4 separate regions of the Homo sapiens genome follow, and regions 1, 2 and 4 are each linked to region 3. The links are chromatin contacts, found by Hi-C or POLR2A ChIA-PET in ENCODE. All regions are on one chromosome and are shown on one strand. The core of a region is the stretch at or near the end of the contact, and the rest is flanking DNA. Distances in the headings are between cores, read along the strand shown.

Region 1 (5,955 bases), core at 1,558-4,057, 2.8 Mb before region 3:
GGGCAGATCACCTGAGGTCAGGAGTTTGAGACCAGCCTGGCCAACATGGTGAAACCCCACCTCTACTAAAACTACAAAAATTAGCTGGGCGTGGTGGTAGGTGCCTGTAATCTCAGCTACTTGGGAGGCTGAGACAAGAGAATCGCTTGAACCCAAGAGGTGGAGACTGCAGTGAGCCGAGATCATGCCACTGCACTCCAGCCTGGGCAACAGAGCGAGACTGTCCCCCCCCAAAAAAAAAACAAAAACAAAAAACAAAAACCTGTGTCATAAGGTCTCATACTCACCTTGTTAGATATAGATTGGCCCTGAGTTCCCACTGGCTCAGAATGAGTTACTCTTCTATGAGCTCACTGACAGTTGTACATGACTGTACTGTAGCACTTCCCATATTTTTTGCAATTTGCTCTTTGCGTCCATCTCCCACACTGGACTGGGAAATTCCTAGGGGAATACATAATTTCTGACTCATCGCTGTATCCCCAGGATGTAACATATGACTCAGCACATGACTGGTGCTCAGCAGACATTTGTTGAATGAATGTTATCACGGACAGGGAATACGGTACTAGTGCTTGTTGAACTGCACGCCAGATATGTGAAAAAACATTATTTTATCCTCACAAAAAATGTACAAAGCTAAGAAATGGCAGAGCTAGGATTCAAACCCCAAACTGTCTATCTCTCCAAAGCAATTGCTCTTCCAAGTATGCATGATGTTCCCTACCTTCACCATCGCTACGTACCCACCTACTCTCTGCTTCAATGCCTGGTTAAAAACAAAATAAACCACCCTTCTCCCAGACGTCTTTCCTACTCACTCAGGACAGGAGTGCCTGAGTCCAGCCCTTGATCTTCCACAATACGTTAACAAATCATCACCAACTGGGAGAGGAAAGGGTGCCCCCTTGGTAGCTGAGAACTGAACAGCCTGTTGGGTATTCTGCAGATGGTGGGGTGAAGTCCTCAGCTCCTTCTTCTCCTGCCTTTCCCCACAGGTGCAGTGCCTGGGCCCTTCCTGCCTCTCTTCCTTCTTCAGGATCCAAAGCCTTTTTAGTTCTCCCCATTCTAAACCCAAAATAATCTCCTCAGGCCCATTACTTCTCTAACCCAGTGAATGGTGTTGAAAATGCACTCTTCCATTATATCAGTGAGACCTTTGTATTTTAAGCATCTCATCAACCATTAGGGCTGGCAAGCATCCCCATGCCCTGAAACACAAGAATTTTGTGAGAAGGGATAATGGCATTTTAGGAGGCCCAATCACCTGACCCTCCATCAATCTGAATATTTTTGGCGGCCTGGGAGTAAAAAGAGACAACCTATAACATCCCTCCCCACCCCCTGCCCCAGCAGCCTTTGTCCCCTAGCCCGGGTCTCTACGGGAGGGATGAAATCTGGCCCAGCAATGCTGCAGGGGAGGGATGGTGAACCCTGGTGCCTTCCTCTACATCTTCCTCCAGGACTTCAGAATCCTTCTTCTCCCCCTTGTCCATCCCATGTCTCTCTCTGGCCCTGGACTCCCACAGCCATCCTCAATCCTAACTCAGAAACTATGTTTTTTAATTAATATTCAGCAATTTCCTTGGAATACAATCATCTGCTCTGACATGCTGAAAGGCACACTCTCTGGCCCTGATATTATCCTACCTCCAGTTTTAAATGTATGACAAATATATCCCTGCATCCTATAACTACTCTCCTCGATACTGCAGGAACGTCTGTAATGTTAAATGTTATCACGCCTAAGAAATACCCAACCTCCTGAATCGGAATAGGGAGACTAAATTCTTCACTGTTTCGTACTCCTAAATAAAGATTATTCATGCAATTTACAGTAACTACCTCACAGCGCCAGGGTGATGATTCAATGATAATTCATGCCAACTGTTTAGTACCTAGGGCCTGGTACATACAGAGTGCTCAAAATTTAGCTGTTATCATTTACATACATTATCTTTCACAATAGTACCTGAGGGTAGATATTATACCACGCCCCCCCGACCCCCGCCTCTAATTTACAGAAACAGTAGCCCCGGCTCGGAGTAAAGGAGCTTTCCCAAGGTCAGTCAAGCAAGGATGTGATGCTCGGCCTTCATCCTGCAAGTGAGGGATCCCTCCCGTTACACTCTGGACGGGCGGGGCACTGGAGGTCTTAAAGGAGACAAGTATGGAAAAGCGCCGAGCACAGTGATCAGCACACAGTGGGGACGCCGGGATGGGAAGACCGCGGTACTGCAGGTCACCTGGATTCCCCCCGAGCAGCTCCCCGAGCCCGGGAGTCCAAAGCCCACCCCGCTCCCAGCCGTGGGCGCGCCACTGAGTACCCCAGAGGCCCGCGCCCCGGGGCTTTGTAGGCAGCAGGCCGGCCCTACTCACCGAGTCCCATCGCGGCGCGCAGAGGCGGCCGCCCGGCGCCCAGCCTGCAAGGCCGGGGTCGCAGCGGCTCGGCCCGAAAACCCTCCATGCCGGCCCCCGGCCCCCTCTACGCCCGGCCCGCGCCCCCCACCCCCGCCCCCGCCCGGCTGCGGCCCGCCCGGAAGGGGAGCCTCCTACCTGCAGCGGCGGCGCGGCAGCCGCGGCGACCGGGGGAGGGGCCGGCGAGGCGCGAGGGCGGGCGGCCTGGGCTCCTCTCGCAAGCAGGGCGGCCGGGAGGGCCGCGGGCTCCCGAACGCCGGGCGGCGGCGGCGGCGGCGGCGCGCCCCCGGCCGGCCAGGCCCCGCCGCGCGCGCCGCGGCCACAAAGCCCGGACGCCGCCGCCCCCTCGCGGACCGCCCGCCGCCTGCCGGTCCGTCGGCGCCGCCGAGGAGGGCGGGAGCGCGGCCCCGCGCCAGTCCCCACTTCCCCGAGCTGCGGCCGCCGGCCTCCAGGGGACTGGGGCGGGGCGCGGGGTGCCCCCCCGCCCACCTGCCCGTCCGCACCGACCCCGCTCCTGACATCCTCGGGCTGACGTCCTCGTGCTGATTTAGTTGCCTTTTTTCCCCACCTTTGCAGAGGAGCTCCTGAAGCGGCCCGAAAAACTGTTTTATTTCTATGAACAACAAAAGAATACATTTGTCACACGGGATTTGGCGGCCATGAACACGAGTTAGTTCAGTCCAGGTCCCCCGACTGAAATAGGCCCTTTTCTTTTAGGACTCCTTGATACTTGGGACAGCGAATCCCCCTATGCTGAGTTTATCAGAACTTCTGTTAATTTGTGGAACGTGCCTCCCCCAGGAGAGCGACTGTGCTCACTGGAGCCCAGGACCTGTCTCGGACACTGTGCTGACTCATTTGGAATTAATGCGTGTGTAAATGCATGCACAACAGCTCAAACTGTCGGGACAAGCCACCCTTTGCTCCTCCCGCAAACAGAGTGGCTGGATGTTTCTTTTGCCCTGGATCCATTGGGAAGACTCCAACCCCAGAGAAAGGCAGAGAAGGCTTTTTAACTTTTTTTTTTTTTGAGGTGAAATTCGCATAACATAAACCACTTAAAAGCGAACGATTTGGTGGCATTTATTACATTCATAATGTTGAGCAACCACTTCTATCTAGTTCTGAAACATCCATACTCCATTAAGCAGTAATTCCCCAGTCCCTCCTTCCTCCAGACCCTGGCAACGACTCAGCTATTTTCTATCTCTGTGAGTTTACTTTTTTCTGGGTATTTCATATAAATGCAACCATACAATATGCGGCCTTTTGTGTCGTTTCTTTGACTTAGCCTGTATTTAAGATTCATCCATGTTGAGGCGTGGATCAGTACTTCATTCCTTTTTATGGCTGATTAATATCCCATTGTATGTGTATATTATAATTTGTTTATTCATTCATCCCTTGATAGATATTTGGGTTACTTCCACCTTTTGGCTATTGTGAATAGTGCTGCTCTGAACATGCCTGTACACATATTTGAGTACCTGTTCCCAGTTCTTTTGGATACATACCTAGGAGTGGACTTTCTGGGTCATAGGGTAATTCTATGTTTAACTTTTCCAGGAACTGCCAAAAAGTTTTCCACAGCAGCTGAATGAATCATTTTACATTCCCATCACCAATGTTTGAGGGTTCCAAGTTTCCACAACCTTGTCAACACTTGCAATTTTCCGTTTTTGTGTTTTAATTCCTTGAACATTTTTGAGACTATTGCTTGCCCTCCCAACTCCCACTATCCATAGCCCTAAAGTAAAAACTGATCTAGGTTTTCACTATGTACAAAGAATCACGCAACCCTTTCTTTCTTCCCTCAAAAAACAATCCAGGGCAGAAGCACCAATAAAAATAAAGACCCTAAACTAAGAGCTATACTGGTCCTCATTCTTTTTCTTTTCTTTTTTTTTTTTTTTTTTTGAGACAGAGTCTGCTGGAGTGCAATGGTGCAATCTTGGCTCACTGCAACCTCCGCTTCCCGGGTTCAAGCAATTCTCCTGCCTCAGCCTCCCAAGTAGCTGGGACTATAGGCATGTGCCACCACTCCTGGATAATTTTTGTAATTTTAGTAGAGACAGGATTTCGCCATGTTGGCCAGGCTGGTCTCGAACTCCTGACCTCAAGTGATCTGCCCACCTCAGTCTCCCAAAGTGCTGGGATTACAGGCATCTCATTCATTATTTTAACAATAATTTGTCTGATGTCCAGGAGGCCTTGAAATTGTCCAGAGAGCCTGGAAACTAAAATTATACCAGGGGAGTTGCTACAATGTGCTAGCAAACAAGCTATGATACCACACCGAAAGCCAAGGCTGTACATCATTTACACTTGTTTTCCACTTAGTGCCATATTATAAGTCCATGAAGATTCCCTTCTTACATGCAGATACGGTCAAGGGAAAACTATTGGGGTGTGACATTGGAAGGTCAATTCAGATTGGAAATTTGATTGATAAAGTGATACAGTGTGGAAAAAGCACTAGATAAACGTGAACTAAGTTAAGCTCCTGAATCTCAGTTTTCTCATTTCATTTTTTTTTTTTTTTTTGAGACGGAGTCTCGCTTTGTCACCCAGGCTGGAGTGCAGTGGTGGCGCAATCTCGGCTCACTGCAAGCTCCACCTCCCGGGTTCACGCCATTCTCCTGCCTCAGCCTCCCGAGTAGCTGGGACTACAGGCGCCTGCCACCACGCCTGGCTAATTTTTTTTGTATTTTTAGTAGAGACGGGGTTTCACCATGTTAGCCAGTATGGTCTCGATCTCCTGACCTCGTGATCCGCCCGCCTCTGCCTCCCAAAGTGCTGGGATTACAGGCATGAGCCACCATGCCCGGCCAGTTTTCTCATTTCTAAGATGGGAATATGATGCCTACCTGGCTGGGTAGATAAAAGCTTCTAGTCTTAACTTCAGCAAATGATCAGTGTTATTTTATTGATTTAAATAATGAAGATTGTGGCTCATGCCTGTAATCCCAGCACTTTGGGAGGCTGGAGCATGTGGATCGCTTGAGCCCAGGAGTTCAAGACCAGCCTGGGCAACGTGGCAAAACCCCATCTCTACCAAAAATACAAAAATTAGCCAGTCTCATAACCTGGTCTCAAAATAAATAAACAGATAAAATTTTAAAAATAAAAAAATTAATGCTGTAATAAATAAATAAATAATGGTGATTGACATGAGCCACATGTAGGTGTACTGCTAAGGAGACATGGGAAACTCAAATTTAGTCATGTGTCTCTCCTCAAACAAAGAGAGCAGACTATCTTAAAAACTAATGGGGCAGGGTAACTACTCAGGCCTGCAATATGGTGGCTGCCTTCCCAGCTCTCTCCTTGATCCCTGACTTAGTTCTGCATGCTACCTTGGACAACTGACTTCTTTTTCTTTTTTTTTTTTTTTTTTTTACTTTGGATCACTTACATCAAATTAAATAGGTTTCTTGAAAACACAGAGAAAACACTCAATAAATGTGAGCTATTTTATCAATAATAAAGCTATTACAGTTTCTTTGTAGAAAGTGTTAACAGAAGGGCAGCGTCTAC
Region 2 (5,733 bases), core at 551-3,050, 2.2 Mb before region 3:
TCTGCGAGCATCTTGTTCAGCGAAAATAACTCGAATAAAGTAACTTCATTCATTGTGCCCATCAGCCACGTTAGGCAGCTTTTTCTTTCCCTAACTTGATTCTATAAAATATTTCCCGGTCGTGGGAAAAGGAGATCCGGCACTGGACTCGCGATGGAATGACGGCTCCCTGTTCTTCTCTCCCAGCACCACAAGGCCCTGGGATCACAGCCCGACATTTCTGATTACTAACTCCTCGCAGCTCTTCCCTCTGGAGAATCCGGACGCATAAATAAATAAAAGGCAATCTCCAAGAACGTTTTTGGAAATCAAGGGACAAATGCGTTCTTCCTCACCACTGCCCCGAGGCTTCCAACAGGTTGGAGAGGTGCCTTTGGAAGTCAGTCTCCGCAGGCTGCGCTCGCATGACCGCTCTCGTCTCACCACCGAGAACTTTCATTTCTACTAAGAGTAAAACACTCGGAGCAACTTCTCCAAAAGCGCGAGTTCTGTCCGTGAAAAAGCATGCCTTTCCCACACCGAGCCAACGTCCAGAGGAGAGGGACACCGTCCCCACACGTGTCAGTGTGCGGGAGTCGCCAATTACACCCGATTTACCTCCTAAGGGAAAAGTGTAAACCGGCATGTCAGCGACGACAGGCAGACGTGCCTAGTGGAACCCCAGGCTCATTTCAATACAATAAGCCACATTCCTACAATTACGCCCTCTTTCCTGAGGTCCTCCGAGTGCGTCTGCAAACTCTGGCCGTCGCTGCCTAGGCCCTTCCCTCCTAAGCTTCCTTCCAGAGAACCAGCTCGGTGCCACCATTAGCAACATTTACTTGGACCCACCAGAGCTCCTATTTTCAATCCTACTTAAAAGGCAGGAAAATTACTGCCGTTCATCACCGGAGCTGCAACTCCCTGCCGCTGCCGCTGCCGCCGCCGCCGCCGCCGCCGAGAGCATCATTACCATGACAACTAGAGCCGAAATACCCTGAATTACATCGCTGGAGCCGCTATAGCACAAATCCCGGTCCTCCTCTTTGTTAGAGGCTTTTCGCCTCTTCGAGTGGGGGGAGGAATCCCACGAGCTCCAGAGATCCCCGCGGGCCCACTACAGGGGAAAAGTTTCAGATCAGAACCTACGGGCCGCTGGGCTAGCAAAGCCGGAGCCGGGCGGCAAGGTCAGGGGAGGGAACCCCACACTCAAAGTTGTCAATTTCAGGAGCGACGCTTCCCAGCAAGCCAACTTTTTTAGCAAGTCCCCTTATTAACTGGGCGAATCTCATACGTACTTGAGTGCTGTGGCGGTTCCGTCTTTAGAGCGAGTTTCTAGAGAGCTGTCCCGAAATCTGCACTGGGGGGGAGTCACAGCTGCTGTCCCGGAAGGGCTGCGGTGTACAAGCCCAGCGGCTCCCGGAGGCGGTGAGCGGCTGGTGGGGGATGCTGCGATCCCGACTCATGGGAGAGCACAGCCGAGAGGTTCCGCGGGCGTCCTGGCTTGGGCTGTGACCAGGGGGGAGGATGCCGCCGCTGTTCCCACCTCCACGGCCACTGCCGGCACCGTCAGCGTTGCAAAGTGAGCCCGGGAGGGGCGTCCAGCTGCGGCGCCGCGCTGCACCGGCAAGGGCTCAGGGCAAGAGGGGTGTGAGCGCGCGGGAGAGCGAAGTGTGTGTGCGGAGCCTGTGTGCGCGCTTGTGTCTGTGTGTGCGAGTGAGGGAGCGGGTGTGAGCGCGTCTGTGTATGGGGAGCGGAGGAGGAGCAGGAGCTGGAGGGGTGGGGGGCGGGAGGCAGGAGACTCCGCTCTCCCGGCTGCGCGTTCGCTCGCTCTCTCGGCACGTCATTTATGCCACAGGAGCCCTAGCGGCCTCTCCATAGAGTGCCTGGAATGCGAGACGTCAATGTGACGCCATGGGACGCTACGTCACCCTCCTCCTCCCTCCCCTGGCCCAGCCGGTTCCGCGTGTGCGAGGGAGGGTGTGTGTGTTCGTGTGCGCGCGCGCGCGCGCGCGTTCCTCGGCCAGTCGCACGGCCGCACAATGGAAACTCCGCCGCACGGCCGGCCCCGGCCTGGGGGCTTCTCTTTTTGCAGCGGAACCGCTCGCCAGGGCGTGCGTCTGCGGGAGGGTGCAGCGGCCTGCCCACGGGTCAGGCGGGACCGCCCAGCTGTCAGGCTCGGGTGGAGTAGAGTTGGAGGAGTGCTGCTGGCGCGCCTCCGAGGCTGCCCCGAGGCACGGAGCCAGGGCGAGGGGGGTAAGGGAGAGGACAGCTCTTCCGAAAGGGAAGGCTCCGCCAGCCAGCTTCTGACCAGCTCCAGTGACCTGGCAGCCGGTGCAGAAGGCGTCTGGCACCAGCCCGAAGACGCCCTGAGGTGCAGCTGCACTTTCCTCTTGCATAGGTTCTAAAGCTGTTTACGTTGCTCCGGTCCTCTGCGCCCAGGCTAATCCCCCCTCCCCGCATCATTTACTGGGTGCGTGTTTCACACAGGGATGCAGATGGTTCCGGGGATAAGGTTTGATTTCTTTACACGTACGGCGTGGGTTTCTTAACTGGACACGTTATAACCCAGCGAAGTGCACATCCATCATGCACACGCGCGCTGCAGCAGAAACTACTCTGTGTGTAAAACAAACACACACGTGTTGAACAGCTGAGCGGGTCTGACTATTGCAAATCATTCCTCCTCCCCGGCACCGGGTCAGAAATGGAACTCTCAACTAGCACTTTCACTTTTTGATGGTTGTAGATGCCCTCCGCCCACATCTCCCAAATTAAACATTTCGAAATCAATCAACAGGACTTATTAGTCAGTCCCTCGCTAGGGGATTTGCTTTGGTCTCCTCGGACACATTTGTCATGAAATGGTGTGCCGAAAGCCTGGGTGACTGTATGAAGGAGAGCAATTTCTTCCTGGAAATGATAAATTTAAGTGTAAATTTCTTGATGAAAACAAAATTTATCAGAGTTAAAGACCCCTAGTCCCAAAGGTTGCTGCTGAGTGAACGCAGTCTCTTTCAGAAATGAATTTTTGGACAGGAGAAAATATTTGAGTGAAACAATGCAGATAGAGTGGTCCCCATGTGGTCCGCTTGAATCACAAATACCGTTTTATATGTTTGACCTGTCCCAATTTGTGTGTGTGTGGCGGGGGCGGGGGGCGCTGCGCCGAGGGGAGATACAAGATTCCTTTGTAGACAGCACACATTTCAGAATCGAAGAAGGTTCGAGCTAGGACCAGAAACTTGAAAACAAACTACATATAGGTAAATATGGCATGTATATCTTTCTTCGCCTCCACTTCCAATTCAGACACGGTGGTGCGGAGAGGATCGTGGGAGAATGCCCCGAAAGTTGACCCAGCCGAGAGCAACCGAGTCTCTGCACTGCGGCGGGTTCCAATCCAGCCTCGGAAGGAAGGAGGGCGCTGCTACATTGTATCCATTCAAAGGCTTGAAGGGGGGGAGCAGGACCTGGAGCCGCGCGGCGCTGACGCACGCGAGGCGCGTGATTGACGCAGGCGATGTTACTAAATTCGGCGGTTGGCCGGGACCCGCCGCCGGCGCGCGCCGCAGATAGCGGAGTAGGTTCCCCTCGGTCACCCCCGCCCCTTCTCCATTCAACGCCGCGCGGGGCGGGGCAGGGCGCGCGGGGCGGGGCGGGGCGGGGCGGGGAGCGCGCGGCCGCGCCAGGATCCGGCCGAACCAAATATAGTCGGGCCTGGCTATTTTTAGCCGGGTCTCGGGCGCGAGCCCGCCGCGTGAGGGGGCGCCCTGACCCCGCCGGGAGTGCGGAGGGGGCGGGGGCGGAGTCGCCATCTTGGACTCGGTTCGACCAGGTCTGGTGACCGGCGACGAGGGGCCGGGCTCGGCGCCGGGGGTCGGGGTGAGTGGGTGCGAGCCGTGGGAGAGAGGGGGGGCGCTGGCGGCTCTCTTCGTCCGGCGCGGGCTGTGAGAAGTGAGCAGGGCGAGGCGCGGGCGACAGCGGGGCGCGAGGCCCGTGCATGTGTGTGCGCACGGAGGTGGGGAGACGGTGATCCCCGCCCGCCCTGCGGAAGGCCCGGCGGTTCTACCACCCGGCAGCTCGGCCAGCCCCGAGTCGCGTGGGGGCGGAGCTGCCCGCGGCCACCACTTCCTGAGTGCCGGGGATACCCTTCCCGGACGTCACGGAGGAGCCGAGGCGGCGGTGGCGGCCCGGGGCTCATCCTGCACTTGCATCACGGGTGCAGCAGCAGCTGCTCTGCTCCTTTGTGGCTTTTTGCCCCGTTGAGTAACTGCTTTGTTAACTGAAAATACCATGACGGGCCAGTGTGATCACCAGCTCCAGATCTCAAAGAAAGTGAAGCTGTCAGGCAAGAAGAGGGAGACTCCCCCAGCCGGCTGCGATGGTATCTGGTGGGTGGATGTGTAGAGAAGCACTTGACAGTTTCCACGTATTACTTCTTGCCTAACTCTTCACCCCCAAGAAGATTTAAAAATACTTTTATTTCCATGCTGTAAAAATTTCATTTGTGTTCTGCACCTCCCTCACCCCCCTAATCCTCCTTCAATTAAAACTCTCATGTAGAACTGGAATCACTGTAAGCAGGAACCCTAAAATTAGGTACAGTTTTTAGGAAACATGACATCTTTCAATGAATTTATTCAATAAACTACATTTTCTAAATGTTAATATGTATGAAAGGTCCTTGCCCACTCAGGGTTGTTATAAAGCTGCTAAATTGTTCATATGAGTTGGGCTCCAGTGACCGTTTCAAAGCAGTATCCTTGTTTACCTAAATTTAAAACAAAACAAAACAAAAAAACTCTTCTCCCTGGCTGAGAACCTCCAAGCAAAGTTTCCTCTCTTTGAGTGGGTGTGTCTTCTGGACCTCTATCTTGGTTACTTCTGTGCATCCTCCTCCCTTCTCCCCTCCACCTTCCTTTACATCCTTTTCTGTTTTTTACAGCCTCACTCCTTTACATCCGTTCCTTCCTTTACATCCTTACTCCTTTACATCCTTTTCTTCCTATCAAGTGGCCAATATCTGTTCCTGGACTGCTCTGTTAGACTGAGGGCTGTTGTCTGACCTCCCTGAGCCAATCAACTGTTCGTGGCTCAGTGCTTCTCGGGGTAGGAAGGGGGACTGACTGCTGGAGAGGTCACTGAGTGGCAGCCTTTTGAAACTCAAATGGAAATTCATGGAAGCAGAGACACAGCTGTCTCGTAGACGGAGACACCATCCTCTGCTTAATCCTATGTCCCTAAACGTATGCTGTTCTTTAGGTGACCCAAACAGAATTAGTTTTTCTCGAGTCTTTTTTTTTTTTTTGAATTAGTATCTACTGCTCTATTCCTTTTCAAAAGTCGGATTTATTAGAAACCAGGCATAATATTCTGTAAGGCACATGTAATGTGACTATTTCAGTAATCTCAATTTCCTTTTTAAAAAATTTTATTAACTTTTTTATCTCTTCTTTTAGGAAATCAAATAAGACTACCTTAATCTGTGAAACGTTGAAAACTTTCTTGGCTCAGTCCTTTTTCTATAACAGAAGAGAGACATTTATATGTCACTAGTTTACATACACGAAGTTAAGTTTCTGCTTTCATGATGCTTATAGCAGCCAGCCTGTTAAAGAAGTATCTAAATTAACCATTACGGATTCACTGGATAGTTACCTTTCATTTTGTTTTGGATTTGTAGGCCTAATCTGCCTGCAAGAAAGAACTATTTCTCTTAGAAAATAAAATATGAAATTTGGGGGAAACTTA
Region 3 (6,459 bases), core at 2,122-4,621:
TGCTGTATGGCAAGTAATTAGGACAGAGCTTGGCACTGTTAAGTATTTGTTGAATAAATGATTTTATATATATATATATATATATATATATATATATATATGTATTACTTTCCATATGCTTGCTTCTATATATACAGTATATAATTATATGTAAAATATATATTAGAGTATATATTTATATAAAACTTATAATAAACAAACTTATATAATATATAAATATAAATTTATAATATATAAATATAAATTTATATAATATATAAATATATATAATACATTCTATTATAGTTTATATATATACACACACTCTATATATAGAGAGTCAAGCATACGGAAAGTCAGGGCAGTGACTGACAGCAGCTGACAATTGTCCAGAAATGCTCAGATGCATCTATTTAATTCTGACTGTAATAATTCCTACCCTATTTTAAAATAGCCTTCTATAATCCTTAAGCTTCTAAGATTTATTTTTTAAAAAATAGATTTTTAACTAAAAGGAAAGCATCCAAAATAATCTGATTCAGATCACTGTGTAGGGTAAACTCCAGCGATCGTTATCCAAATTGTGGCAACTGACAAAAATTTCAGATTTGCTGTATTATCAAACATGAATTGTATCTGCCTCTCCCACACTAAAATATCAACCATAAAAACCTTTGCTTAATGAATGCTTTGTTTTACTTGTCTTATTTACTCTGAGGTTCTCGCGGCAAGACCCAAATGGACAGTGATTTGGCTGCCAGCTGGTGTTAAAAACAAGCCAACTCCAAGAAAGTTATGTAAGTCTCCCAATAACCAAAGCAAAAGTTATTTTTCTACATATTAGCATTCCAATTCTCTAGGATGCCCTACAATGACATTTCCTCTCTCTTTAGGGATTACCTCTAAGTGAGAAAAAGGAAGCATTAGAACAACAAAGAAAAGAACAAAAGACTCAAGTTCTCCAGCCCCCAAGTAATGACTTGAGAAGTATATTAGTTTTTGACTAGTCAATTACAAAGCATATGAAAATTGTATTATCGGCGGGCGCAGTAGCTCACATCTGTAATCCCGGCACTTTGGAAGGCCGAGGCGGGTGGATCACCTGAGCTCAGGAGTTCAAGATCAGCCTGGGCAACGTGGCGAAACCCCGTCTCTACAAAAAATACAAAAACAAAAAAAAAATTAGCCGGGCGTGGTGGCCCGCGCCTGTGGTCCCAGTTACTTAGGAGGCTGAGGTGGGAGGATCACTTGAGCCTGAGAGGCGGAGGTTGCAGTAAGCCGAGATCGCGCCACTGCACTCCAGCCTGACAAAGAATGACACTCCGTCTCAGAAAAAAAAAAAAAAGGGAGGGAATTGTATTTTCTGTGCCTTGTACAGAGGTTACACAAGAAACCTCGTGTTAGAAATCAAAGCACGCAGCATAGTTATTTAATTTATACCTGTGTAGTGAAGAGAGCCCCGGACTGGATTCGCTCTTGCTGGTGTTTGGGAACTGACAGCTGTCCCTCCATCTTAGTTATGCTCAGTCTCTAGACCCTTAGGTGTCAGATAGAAAGCTGGACTAGAATATCCTCTCAAGCCATTCCTTCGTAGAAATCTGGTGTTTCACTATTAAAACTAAATGCATGCGATTCTGCCTCCACCTCAACTGCCACAACACTCAAGGAGAGACAAACGTTAGTAGATAAAATTTACTCAATTTAAAATGTCTGTTATGGGTTTTTTTCTTACATTGACAGCATCTGCTAACGTTTACCGCCTCTTAAGCGTTGGCAAATGATAAAACATCATTGTTGCTGATGTGTATTACCTCATTTAACCTTCACAAAAACCAGAAGATATAAATATCATTACTTCTGTATTACAGACTAAAGTTTAAGGAGATTTCATAACCTGGACAAGATCACCAAGTAAATGGTAGGGTCTGGCTTTGAACCTAAACCCTCTGGTTCCAAAGTCTCATCTCTTAACCACTACTATACACTCTCTTCAAAAAACAATACACTAAAATGTTAACAATAGAATTACTCTAAGTTTTACTTTTTTGGTGTGTGGATTTGTGTTTTTGACCGATTGTAAGGCTTATGTGTAATATAAGCATCTTTTTTTTGTTGTTGTTAAAACTAGAATTATTCCATCTTTATGAAGGCAACACTGATCTCCACGAGCACAATCATCCAAACGGAGATGGGAACCCCTGTTCTAACTCTCTCAGAGGCCTGAAGTTAGTTTTCTAGCACTCTCTCTCACACAAGGGAAATGCGCTTACGGCCAGTTCAAAATCTGCAGTAACCTGTGTCTGTTTATTAGGGACCTCTTGGGCGCAGGTAAGACAATATTCTTTCCCTGCAGCTTGAAAGAAGTGAAATCAACGGATAACCACTACCGGAACAGAGTTCAGACTGCAACTCATGAGATCTCTCAGTCCTTTCCTTCAGTGAATTCTTCCGAGCCCTTTTCAGGTGCAGCTTTGAAGGTTAAAACGAGACACTAGGACCAGTGGGTCCCTAAGAGGCGGCAGCACAGACACAGGTGTGCTTCCCTGCTCCGTGGTTTTACGGACGAAATTCTGAAGCATCCTTAGAGACCAAGGGTCTACCCATGGGGTTCACCAGGCCTTCTTTCCCGAGGATCGGCCCTTGACTCAAAGAACTGGGGCGGGGGAGAAGTCGCTTTCTAGAAGCCGCCCGACCACACCGCCACCATATTCTCCTCTTTCCCTCCGCGGCTCCCCGCACGTTCCCGGGGAGAAGAGCTTCCAGTCTCTTCCGTGGACACCCAAAGACGCCGAGCCTCGGCTCCCAACCGGGAGCGGCCTCCGTGGCCGGGCCGCAGGCACTCACCGTCGTTCTCGTCGCTGTGCCGCCGCCGCGACATGCTGCCCTCCGGTGCGCCGCGGAACCGAGAGGCCAGGCGGTAAGCGCTGCAGGAACTGTCTGGCCGCTGGCCGACGCAAGGACAGCTGCAAGGCGCGCGGATGGGCCGGCACGCAGGCGCACTAGCTCGCCACGGCCCCGGAAGCGCAGGAGAGGCCGCCGGGTGGGGCTAGGCGCTGCGACAGCCGGCGTGAGGAAGCTCAGTGGGCTACGAACGTCTGGCACACATGCAACCGCCCCCTCGGGCTGCCTCCGCCTGCCGGCTACTTCTTTCTCCCGCCTTCCGCTCTATGTCCTTCCGGGGCCACGCAGAAAGTGCCGCCGCTTTGGCCACTCAGAGCCCCCGGGCCGCGGTCGTCGTACGCCTGAAGGCGGGTCGTGCCGGCGGCCGCTCTAGTCTCCGCCTCCGCTCAGGCCGGTCCTCCGGGGCTTCTCAATGGTTTCCCGGTGGCCTCTCAATGGTTTTCCCGGCGGCCCTTGCGCCGACGCCAGGAGACTTCCGGAGCTTGGTGACGTCACGAGCGAGCTTTTCTACCCAAATACGCGGCGGGGGAATAGGCTCGAGGGCGGTGAGCAGTGACAATTGCTAGGCGGAGACAGTGCAGGGAAGAGAGACCTTAGAAAGGATCAGGACTGGCGGGTATGTGCTCATCTACTCCCACTTTCCGGCTTTTGCCGCCTTGGGAAAAGTGGGAGGAGAGGTTGGGCCAAGCTCGGCATGCGGGGTGGGGCCTGGGCGGGAGGCGGTGCCGCACGTGCCGCCCCTTGGTATGGAAAGGCCGGCCCTGACGCGAGCGTGCGGCTCCGGGCTTGCCGGCTGGCCGTCATTTTCCTTAAGTTGTTTGCTTAGGAAGGAACAAATGATTGTTTTAGTAATCTGTTTTCAAGGGTTATTGGGTACCTATATGCCTGTGTGTGAGCGTCCCCTCCCCTGATGTCTTTATGAGCACCATACTGGCTTATCTGCTTTGTCCATGGCCATCTGAAATTTCACTCTCCCGGCCTAATTCTCCTTCGGTCTTACCCATTTCAGTAAATGACGTCATCCGTCGGCCGCTTAATCCAAAAATTTAGAGTCTTTCTTAGCTCTTTTCCCTCTTTTTACATAACAATTATCTGTAAACCCTGCCTGCTCTGCTTTCAACACAAATCCAGAATCAGATCGTGTTACTGCTTTGTTTAAAAGTCTCCTATGACGGCCGGGCGGGGTAGCTAACGCTTGTAATCCTAACACTTATGGGAGGCCGACGCGGGCGGATCCGCTTGAGCCTAGGAGTTCAAGACCCACCTGGGCAACAAGGCGAACACCGTCTTTACAGGAAAAAAAAAAAAATTAGCTGAGCCTAGTGTTTGGCGCCTGTAGTCCCAGTTACTCGAGGGGAGGGTTGGGGGCCGAGGTGGGAGGATCCCTTGAGCCCAGGAGGTCGAGAATGCAGTGAGCGGTGATCGCACACTGCACTCCAGCCTGGGCAACAAAGTGAGACCGTGTCAAAAAAAAAAAGTCTCCTACGACTTTCCATTGCACACTCCATGCCATGGCCTGTGGGGTTCTACTTCTCCTCACTGTACTCCAACCACTCTTTCTGTTCTTACAATAAGTCAAGCTTGTTCTTATTTTAGGAACTTATACTATTTCCTTTACCTGAAGGTCTCTGGTTCTAAATCTGCGTGGCTGGCTCTTGGTCACTTAGGTCTCAGCTCAAATGTCAGGTCCTTAGTGAGGCCTTCTTTGGTTACCCAATCACTGTTTTATTTCATTCAACGAATATTATATTTATTAGCATTTAGCACCTCCTAGGTGCCAGGCAGAGTTCTGAATGCTGAGGATGTAGAGGTGAACAAAGGAAAACCCCTGCTCTCTTGGCGCTGATATATTCTAACGACCCATTCAGGAATACCCACAAATAGTGCCATCATAGGTAGTGAGCAACGGGAGAGTGGTAGATGAGATCAGAGAGGTAGGGGGAAGGTGCTCTGTGAGGACTTTGGACATTATCCAAGTGAATTGAGAAGTCATTGGAGTATGATTTTTTTTTTTTGAGACAGGGTCTCGCTCTGTTGCCCAGGCTGGAGTGCAGTGGCACGGTCTTGGCTCGTTGTAACCTCTGCCTTTTAGGTTCAGGCAATTCTTGTGCCTTAGCCACCCAAGTAGCGGCAATTACAGACATGCGCCACCACACCAGGCTAATTTGTATATTTTTAGTAGAGATGGGGTTTCGCCATGTTGGCCAGGCTGGTCTTGAACTCCTGGCCTCCCAAAGTGCTGAGATTACAGGCATGAGCCTCTGTGCAGGGCCAGTCTGACTTATTTTTTTAATAGTTACTTCTCATGCTCCCAAAGGAGGAAGATAGTTCAGCTTTTGCAGTAATTCTAGCTGCAAATGATAGTAGCTTGAACTAGGGTGGTAGTAAAGATGGTGGTGCAAAGTGATCTGATTGGATTGTACTTCAAAAGCAAAGCTGGCCAGGCATGGTGGCTCACCCCTGTAATCCTAGCACTTTGGGAGTCCGAGGTGGGTGGATCACAAGGTCTGGAGATTGAGACCATCCTGGCCAACATGGTGAAACCCTGTCTCTACTAAAAAAAAAAATACAAAAATTAGCTGCGTGTGGTGGCGTGCAGCTGTACTCCCAGCTACTCGGGAGGCTGAGGCAGGAGAATCGCTTGAACCTGGGAGGCGGAGGTTGCAGTGAGCCGAGATCACCCCACTGCACTCCAGCCTGGTGACAGAACGAAAACCGTCTCAAAAAAAAGTATTTTCTGAACAAGTGAATGATAGTGTGAGAAAATAAGGAGTCAGGAATCATCCCAAAGTTTTTTTTGTCTGAATAACAGGAAGAATAAAATTGTCTTTTACTCAGATAAGGAAGACTGGGGAAGACGAAAGTTTGGTTTTGAACAGTTGTATTTGAAGCTGAAGCTAGCTGGCTTCACACACAGTGTAAAATTCACACACAGTGGGGTATATGAATTTGTAGTTTGGGAGAAAGGCCCAGGTTGAAGATATAAATATGGAGTCATTTATTATATAGTATTCTAAACAGAAAATTTCCTTTATGTTTCCCTTTTTTCTTTTCTCATGTAATTTTCAAATATTTACAGAAGTAGGGAAAATTTATGATGAAACCCCATGTACTCATCATCAACTTCAGTAATTCTTAATTCATGGGTAATCTGGTTTCATTGATATTACCTCCTCTCTCTCAATTATTTTGAGGCAAATATAGTTTTAAGTCCTTGGAAGTAGATGAGATCACCTGTAGGGTAAGTATAGATAGAGTGGTTCAACATTTAGAGGTTGGGGTAATAAGGAAGATCCAGCAAAGGAAACTGAGAAGCAGGGGCCGTTATCCCTAGCTGGTATTTTCATGATTTGTTTGTTTGTTTGTTTGTTTGTTTATTACTTACTTAATGTCTCTCCTTACCAGAATATAAGCTCCAAGAGAGCAGGTACTTCAACTGTTTCATTCATAGCTGCATTCCCAGGACTATTCCATGGGCCCGGCACATAGCAGAGGTGCCACAAATAATAATAATTCAGAGTATGTACATAAATCAAAATAAGCTGAGACTGAAAAAAGATGCAGAGTCGGAGGAGATCA
Region 4 (6,317 bases), core at 2,908-5,407, 2.1 Mb after region 3:
GGATTTAGGGCACTTTTTTTCCTTTACACTGCAATGTCTAATGCCTTCCGTACAGCAGAATACTGCCATTGAGAAACTGCTGGGCTGTGGTGGAGGATTTTAGGAGCCTGGTGTACAGGAAGATGCGCCCCATCCTTAGTCCCTCCAGGAGGGAATATGACTGTTCCATTTGGGGTTTAGAGCATGGCTGGAAAAACAGCTGTCATGTGTTAGGGAAACTGTATTGTTGGTGGGCAGTCAGATACCTGCTAATGAATGGCAAGTTTGTTGTTGGAGAGATTTATAATGTGGGGGCAGGACCTTATTTCTAATCCAGAAACCCAGGTGTGAGTTGGCCCAAATAGTCCACTCTGCATGTGGGTCCCATAATGCCACTGCTATGAAAGCAAGGCTAGTGAGAAGCAAGTCCCCATACCACAGCGCAAGCTTTATTTATTATTGTTCGGATAAATGAAAAGAAGCAGTAGACTTACCCAATTTAGCAACCAAGATAGTTTTCAGTTATTAATGAGACATGTATAAAAGTAAGCAAAAGGAACTGGAAATGGGCTTTGTTAAGTCAATGTGCATGATTTTTTTTCCCCCTTAAATCATTGCTTAAGGGCTTCTGGCCCCTAGCTCAGGAATCCTGCCCAAAAATGCCAGATGTATTACACAGTCAAGTATTGCAATGTAAACACCACTCCGTGCCACGAGGCAGGGTGGTCCATCTCCTATTTAAGAAGAGTGCGAGATTGAGAGGATGGGGGGTGGGGGGGTAAACCCTCTGCTCTGTAGTGAGCCCAGTGGTGGTTGTGTCATTTGTGTTTTTGGCTGCACAGTCAAGATTTGAAACTACAAAACCCAGATAAACACATTGGAATGGCAAAGAATAGCAACTTGAATTGGGATGCCAAACAAATCAAGATGTGGCTTGGATAGTGTTGCTTCATTGGGTCAGATAAGTTTATAAAATGTGGGACAGAATGGAGGGTGGGGAGAGACAGGAAGAGCGCTCTTGTCACAGCAGCATCTTTAAGTTGCATGAGCATCCTGTTATTCATTTGCTGGTGGTTAAATGGAAAGGTGAGTGGAAGCGAGGCGGAGAGAGCCCGAGCCTCCAAGATGACCTCCTCCGTGAGAGGAAGCCCTCCCGGGTGGGTGCACCTTCCAAGCCTGGAAAAGCTGATGGGTTGCAAAGCCAGTCTGGTGTTCTGTGGCACTGAGGGATGTAGCCCACGATATGTTCTGAAGTAAATGGCTTTCCAGTTTTCTCCTGCTTTCTGCATTTCTGAAGTAAGAAGTCTGCTAATGATGATTGTTCGGAGCTGAGAAAGTCACTGGCACTTTGGGCCACCCTCCGGTATAACGTGTCGTACGATGCTGCCAGCAATGACAGGAAATTGGAGTACCCAAATATTACCTATCCTTCCAGATAGCCTAACATGAAGCAGCCCTGAGAGTGACTACACTCAGGGTTTTTAAAAATTAATACGAACATGTTTTGTGAGTTAGGAAGAAATAGGATTTCAGTTTGAATTTGCGGAATTGTTGAAATACCTGCGCCAATATTCTCCTGATTAAGAAATTTATTCTACAGAGTGATCTGAGAAAACGGCTTTAAGAAATAGTGATGATAAAAACAGGAATTTTGAGATGAAGGAAAATGTAGGCTTCTTGACTCCCTCTTTCTCCTCCCACCGCTGTTTTTTTTCCTTTTGTGAATTCTTCCACATTCCCACCCCCACTCCCTGATTTCCTCTGCTCCTTTACTGGGAAACCAGCAACCTTCACAAAATAGACTCAAACATCACACAGCCTCTTTTTAAATAGAGGCTTTCTAAGAGAAAATAACAAAAGAATTTTTCCTAGCTGCCTAAGAAATTCTTTCTTCTTACTTTATTTTCCTCATGAGATTTACACATTGTTGTAATAAGTAAAAAATGATAAATATGATACCATCATTTTGGTCTACACATGATCCAGAAAAAAAAATTGCACATGTTTAATACCTTGCTTAATTGCAAACAAAGCTTGCAATTTGAGAGAATTGGGATTAGGGCTAAATATCTATTAACTGCTCTTTCTAGAGATTTGGGGACTAGGATGACCCTTTTTTTTTTCTTTTTTTTTTTTAATAGGCTACAGTTTCACATGGCTCCCAAAAGAAATCTCTCTCCCTTTTTGTTTCCCACACCAATTGATTTATCATTTTGCTTGCAAGCAGATCCAGAATGTTAGGGCAAGAACACACTCACTTTTTTCTCGTAACTTTTTTGTTGCGGACCGAAACCAGTTGACTTGAATAAATTTTTCTGAGGCCTGAATGTAGCCAGCAACGTGGAAAAATCTTGCCATTCAGGGCCGTCTGAATGTACATTTCAGCCACACAGTAAGCTGCATTGGGAGGCGCTGGACTGCTAAATGCAACCATTTTTCGCAGCAGCGAGTTAGACAGGTGATTAGCATAATTAGCACCGAGCAGCTATACATATGGTAATGCTGAGTGTGTAAATGCCAGCTGCGGTGTAAAATTTATGTCAGGGGTCGGCAGGGCTGTGCGAAAGTATTGTGTTCCAGCTGCAGGTCAGGGCCGCCAAAGCTTACCTCCTTTTCTCTTGTTGGTGAATACGCCAAACAGAAGAGAAAGACAGAAATATAACAGATACGGCTTTGATGGGACAGCCCAGTTCTGTGCAAGAGGGACTGCTCTATAAAACACACACACTCACACACACTTGCAGAAATCCCATTACTTTCTGTAGAAATCGTGTGTGTACTTCATGCAGGGTCCAGATGAGTGGGGCCGGGATGGAGGTAGGTAAATGATTCCCTGGGAGGAAAAAATTCAGTCATTGAAGTTTTAAAAGGAGTTAAAAGTTCTGTTTTGTTTTTCTTCCCACCCATCCTTTTACCCCCCACACCATTCCCTCCACCACTCTCCTGCCCACATTGTCTTATTTCACATTAGATGGGGGGATATCCTTGCTGGATGGGATAGCATTGGTCCTTTAGAAGAGGAGGAACTAACCGTTCTGGAGGTGTTAGCCTTGAACAAAATATAAGGTTTCAGCAGTGCAACTCTTCCCAAACTGCTTGACTAGCTTTAGAAAGGGGCTAAAAAAAGCTTTTGTGGGCTTTTTGTTCTTCCTCTGGGTAGCTATACTTACTCGCCTACCTATACTTACTCCCCCTACCTCCACTGTCAGACCCACCAAATTCTTTATAGATTTAAAAAAAAAAAAAGAATCACATGGGTTTCTTGTTTGAAAGGATAGTCTTGAATGGCTCACATACTTTGAAATGCATGATGCGGGAATTTATTGCTATGATGAGTTTATACATTTTGCACTTGAGGTATTTTCTCTGCCACGCCCCCACCTCCACCCTTCCGTTTTTTGGTTGGTGGCTATAAGAAGTGGTGGTGTTGACAGAATATAGTTCACACCATGCTGACCCGGTGATGAAACTTCCTCACGGCACCAGGGGGTCCTTATGTACTGGCCCCTAATCCAGCTAATCCTGATGGCAACAAAATCATGAAAGTGGCCCCCAGTGACGTGAGTCTCCCTGCACAGATGCAGAGGGAAGGAACAGTGCAGGAGATAAATGAGGCCAGCGTGGTATTCACCGGAGGCCAGGGAGCCTGCGTGCGAAGGTGGAGACTCGCATTGTCTTCTCCCCCATGTCGGCTCAAGTGGGAGGCCAATGAAGAGAGGCCCAGGCTGGATAATGGCAAGAAGACTGTTCAGAGCTGAGAGGTGATGTCAGCCCCACAGAAGCTGAGAGAAGGAAACTGGGGTTAATGTTATGCAATGCCTTGAGTGCTGTGATGGAGAGCCTGCCGTGGAAGCACTTGGGTTTTGTTGTTGTTGTTGGGTTTCTTTCTGTTTCTATTTTTTTAATGAAGACTTCAGGAGGTTTCAACTAAGCTTGATGAAAACACGCTGTGTTGGTTCCTGGGTTCTGCTGCCTGCTGCTGCTGGAGTGTGGCCTCTGAGCCAGCGCGCGCTCGTCATCACACCTCTGGGCCCGCCCACTTCCTGCAGAGCGACGGGACCTGGGTGTGCATCTGCCTGCCTGTTGCGCTTGAGCGGCCTGGTTGCACCTGAGGTTGTGGTAGAACCTGGGACAGTTCCCAGCTTGGAAAGTACGCTGTTCCGGATGGAAGACATTTCCGCCTGTGCTCTGCAGGAAGTCAGCAACGTTCTTGGGCCTGTCTCAGGTGGCGCGGTGCACAGCCCTCATTTGCCAGTGTGGCAAGTAACCAATGAAGAAGGGGCCTCCTGGCAGATGCAGCGTCGTCTCGGGAACTCGTGGCTCCTTGGGAGCTGGTGGGAGCTGCGACAGGCAGCAGGTCCAGCGTGGGCAGAGTGCCGGGCTGACCTGATTGCATCTGACAGGGCGAGCAGGTCTGCGTCAGGGAAAGCCATTCAGAGGGAGCAGCCTGGGCAAGGCTGATAACAGATGGCACTGCCAGCAGCTGGTGGGGGCGGGGAAGCTTGCTTCCGGCGCATGCGCGTTGCAGAACCCCGCGCGAGCGCCTGCGCACTACCTGCGCCCAGCCTGCCACATGCCCCGTGCGGTCCCGTGCGGTTCCGTGGGCAGGTGGGGGTGTCCTTTTCTCGTTATGCTTTGGTGGTTGACCTCTCACTGGGCTCACTTCATGAAGGCACATTCTCTTTGGGCTGATTGTAGCGTTTTTCCCATGGCAACACGCAGGGGCACAATCTCATAAGGAAAAAAACGGCCCAGAAACTTGGACAGCGGTTGGCTCCTCCTGAATAAAAGAGATGGGTGGGAGAGGACTAAAATTCACAGCCCGTGAATTTTCAGCCAATTGCTCACATTACTGAATTTTCTTTTTTTTTTGTTTTTCGATTATAAAAAAGAGGCAGTGCTAATAATTTTGCAGTTACACCCGCTTAGAGATTTGTACTTTTTCGGCCTCACAGTAAGTAAATGCAACATTGAAAGGAGGACCTGAGCAACTAAAAGAAAAAGAAAATCTCTCTAGAGGCTGTTAGATAATTCATGGGATTAATCAAATGCAAATGCAACGCTTGCATATACACAGACCCTATTTTCCTAATTGGACTCTGAGTGGGTACTTTTCAGGCTGAAAGGGTCATTTGTTTTGACTGATTGACTTTTTGAGGCTTTGGGGGGAATTAATAACTTATACAGATGACTGCCTGTTCCCAAGGCTCTGTATTGAGACTGCGCATTCATTTATTCATTCAGCACACTTGGTGTGCCATGCCCCTGGTGCCCCTCTGCGTCCCTCACATACGGAGGTGCATGGGCAGGACTTGAATTTTGTGGAAAATAACTTCGGTTGGTCCCTCAGATCATCTTTATGTGGATCACAATAAGCTTTTGCTAAAAGGTTTTTGTGTGAATGACACAGAAGTTTCTTAAGCTCTGTGCAGAAGGCTGTGCTGAGGAGGGGCACAGCAGGGAAGCGTGATGAGGGAAACATCTCTTGTCTACAGTGGATTGGAATCATATTGGCCTAGAAGTATGGGCCTCTGGGTCAGCTGGCATCCCACCTGAGCTAGCTAGCCTTTCTTCACTTTGGAAAGTTAAGCCTGGCTTGATTTGGGGATGAGAGGATCAGCAGAGCTTGATCAAAAACTTATTTGCAGAAGTGATGCTTCTTTTGCCTTTCAAAGAATTGGCTTAAGCCTTGGATTTCTGGAGAATAAGATGGCAGAATTTGCAGGTAAAGAGGCTTAGGGCTGCATGTTCTCTGTGTGCCTTCATCTGCCCCCTCTAAGACAGGACTCTCTGGGGACCAGAAGGAAAATGAGGCCTGTCCACTGTGACCCAGGGAGCCCTACTGAAAAAAATGCATCTCCTCACTGGCTGAGAAAAGTCTTTGATGCAACATGGTTGTACTTTAAATAAAAATACGGATTATTGTCATATTTCACGCATTCTAAAATTCTAGCTGTGAGCGTAATACAGGTTGAGTATCCCTTATACAAAATGTTTGGGACCAGAAGTGTATGGGATTTTGGATTTTTTTAAGGGGGGGTGATATTCACACATAAGCATGATGAGAAAGCTTGAGGATGGGACCCAACTCTAAACATGAAATTTGTTTATGTTTCAACTACTTTATGCATCTAGCCTGAAGGGAATTTTATACGATATTTTAAGATAATTGTGTGCCTGAAACAATGTTGGTGTATATTGAACTGTCTGAAAGCAAAGATGTCACTATCTCAGCCACCCATGTGGACAATCTGGTTGTGTGGCATTCCCATCCTTCCTGACTTAAAATTTATATGCTGCCGATAAGCAATCATTTTCTTAAACTAATTCACACCTAC

The links. Hi-C counts contacts between places; a loop is a spot of excess contacts on that map. ChIA-PET counts read pairs that join two places held with the same protein, here RNA polymerase II (POLR2A). Pooled maps may share reads with other maps.
Region 1: a loop to region 3 is called in a pooled map, with 6 times the contacts of the local background. The contact joins the promoter of MSANTD3 here to the promoter of TSTD2 in region 3. A Hi-C loop is called at or near these places in 6 of 50 pooled maps. POLR2A ChIA-PET finds 5 or more read pairs at or near these places in 2 of 52 experiments (A673 and HEK293).
Region 2: a map of CD8-positive, alpha-beta T cell shows a loop between it and region 3 (18-fold over the local background). The contact joins the promoter of NR4A3 here to the promoter of TSTD2 in region 3. A Hi-C loop is called at or near these places in 2 of 168 maps with a recorded cell type or tissue (CD8-positive, alpha-beta T cell and naive thymus-derived CD4-positive, alpha-beta T cell) and 15 of 50 pooled maps.
Region 4: a loop to region 3 is called in a pooled map, with 2.8 times the contacts of the local background. The contact joins the enhancer-like site here to the promoter of TSTD2 in region 3. A Hi-C loop is called at or near these places in 5 of 37 single-sample maps with no recorded cell type and 6 of 50 pooled maps. POLR2A ChIA-PET finds 5 or more read pairs at or near these places in 1 of 52 experiments (common myeloid progenitor, CD34-positive).

The regions. Positions count from the first base shown.
Region 1 is chr9:100,423,995-100,429,949 of GRCh38, reverse strand. It overlaps MSANTD3 (Myb/SANT DNA binding domain containing 3), which reads right to left and starts at 2,807. Exons shown (of 3, transcript NM_080655.3): 1 at 2,557-2,807. RefSeq lists silencers at 2,311-2,430, 2,471-2,700, 2,741-2,970.
Region 2 is chr9:99,817,952-99,823,684 of GRCh38, reverse strand. It overlaps NR4A3 (nuclear receptor subfamily 4 group A member 3), which reads right to left and starts at 1,800. Exons shown (of 8, transcript NM_006981.4): 1 at 1,278-1,800. It overlaps LOC101928438 (a long non-coding RNA gene), which reads left to right and starts at 3,796. Exons shown (of 7, transcript NR_109802.1): 1 at 3,796-3,864. RefSeq lists enhancers at 570-1,082, 3,485-4,078, 4,079-4,672 and silencers at 1,657-1,706, 3,588-4,137.
Region 3 is chr9:97,630,280-97,636,738 of GRCh38, reverse strand. It overlaps TSTD2 (thiosulfate sulfurtransferase like domain containing 2), which reads left to right and starts at 3,371. Exons shown (of 10, transcript NM_139246.5): 1 at 3,371-3,496. It overlaps NCBP1 (nuclear cap binding protein subunit 1), which reads right to left and starts at 2,918. Exons shown (of 23, transcript NM_002486.5): 1 at 2,824-2,918. The coding sequence starts at 2,857. RefSeq lists enhancers at 2,421-2,500, 2,058-2,893, 3,058-3,352, 3,121-3,450.
Region 4 is chr9:95,492,336-95,498,652 of GRCh38, reverse strand. The region is part of intron 2 of PTCH1 (patched 1); the gene reads left to right. Among named protein-coding and RNA genes, the nearest start is that of PTCH1, 14 kb to the left of the region's middle. RefSeq lists enhancers at 1,530-3,076, 3,837-4,056, 4,107-4,156, 3,493-4,232, 4,217-4,306 and 1 more. Within about 2 kb of position 4,157, at least 16 of the 41 ENCODE cell types and tissues checked have a DNase peak (open chromatin) inside an H3K27ac peak, as active enhancers do.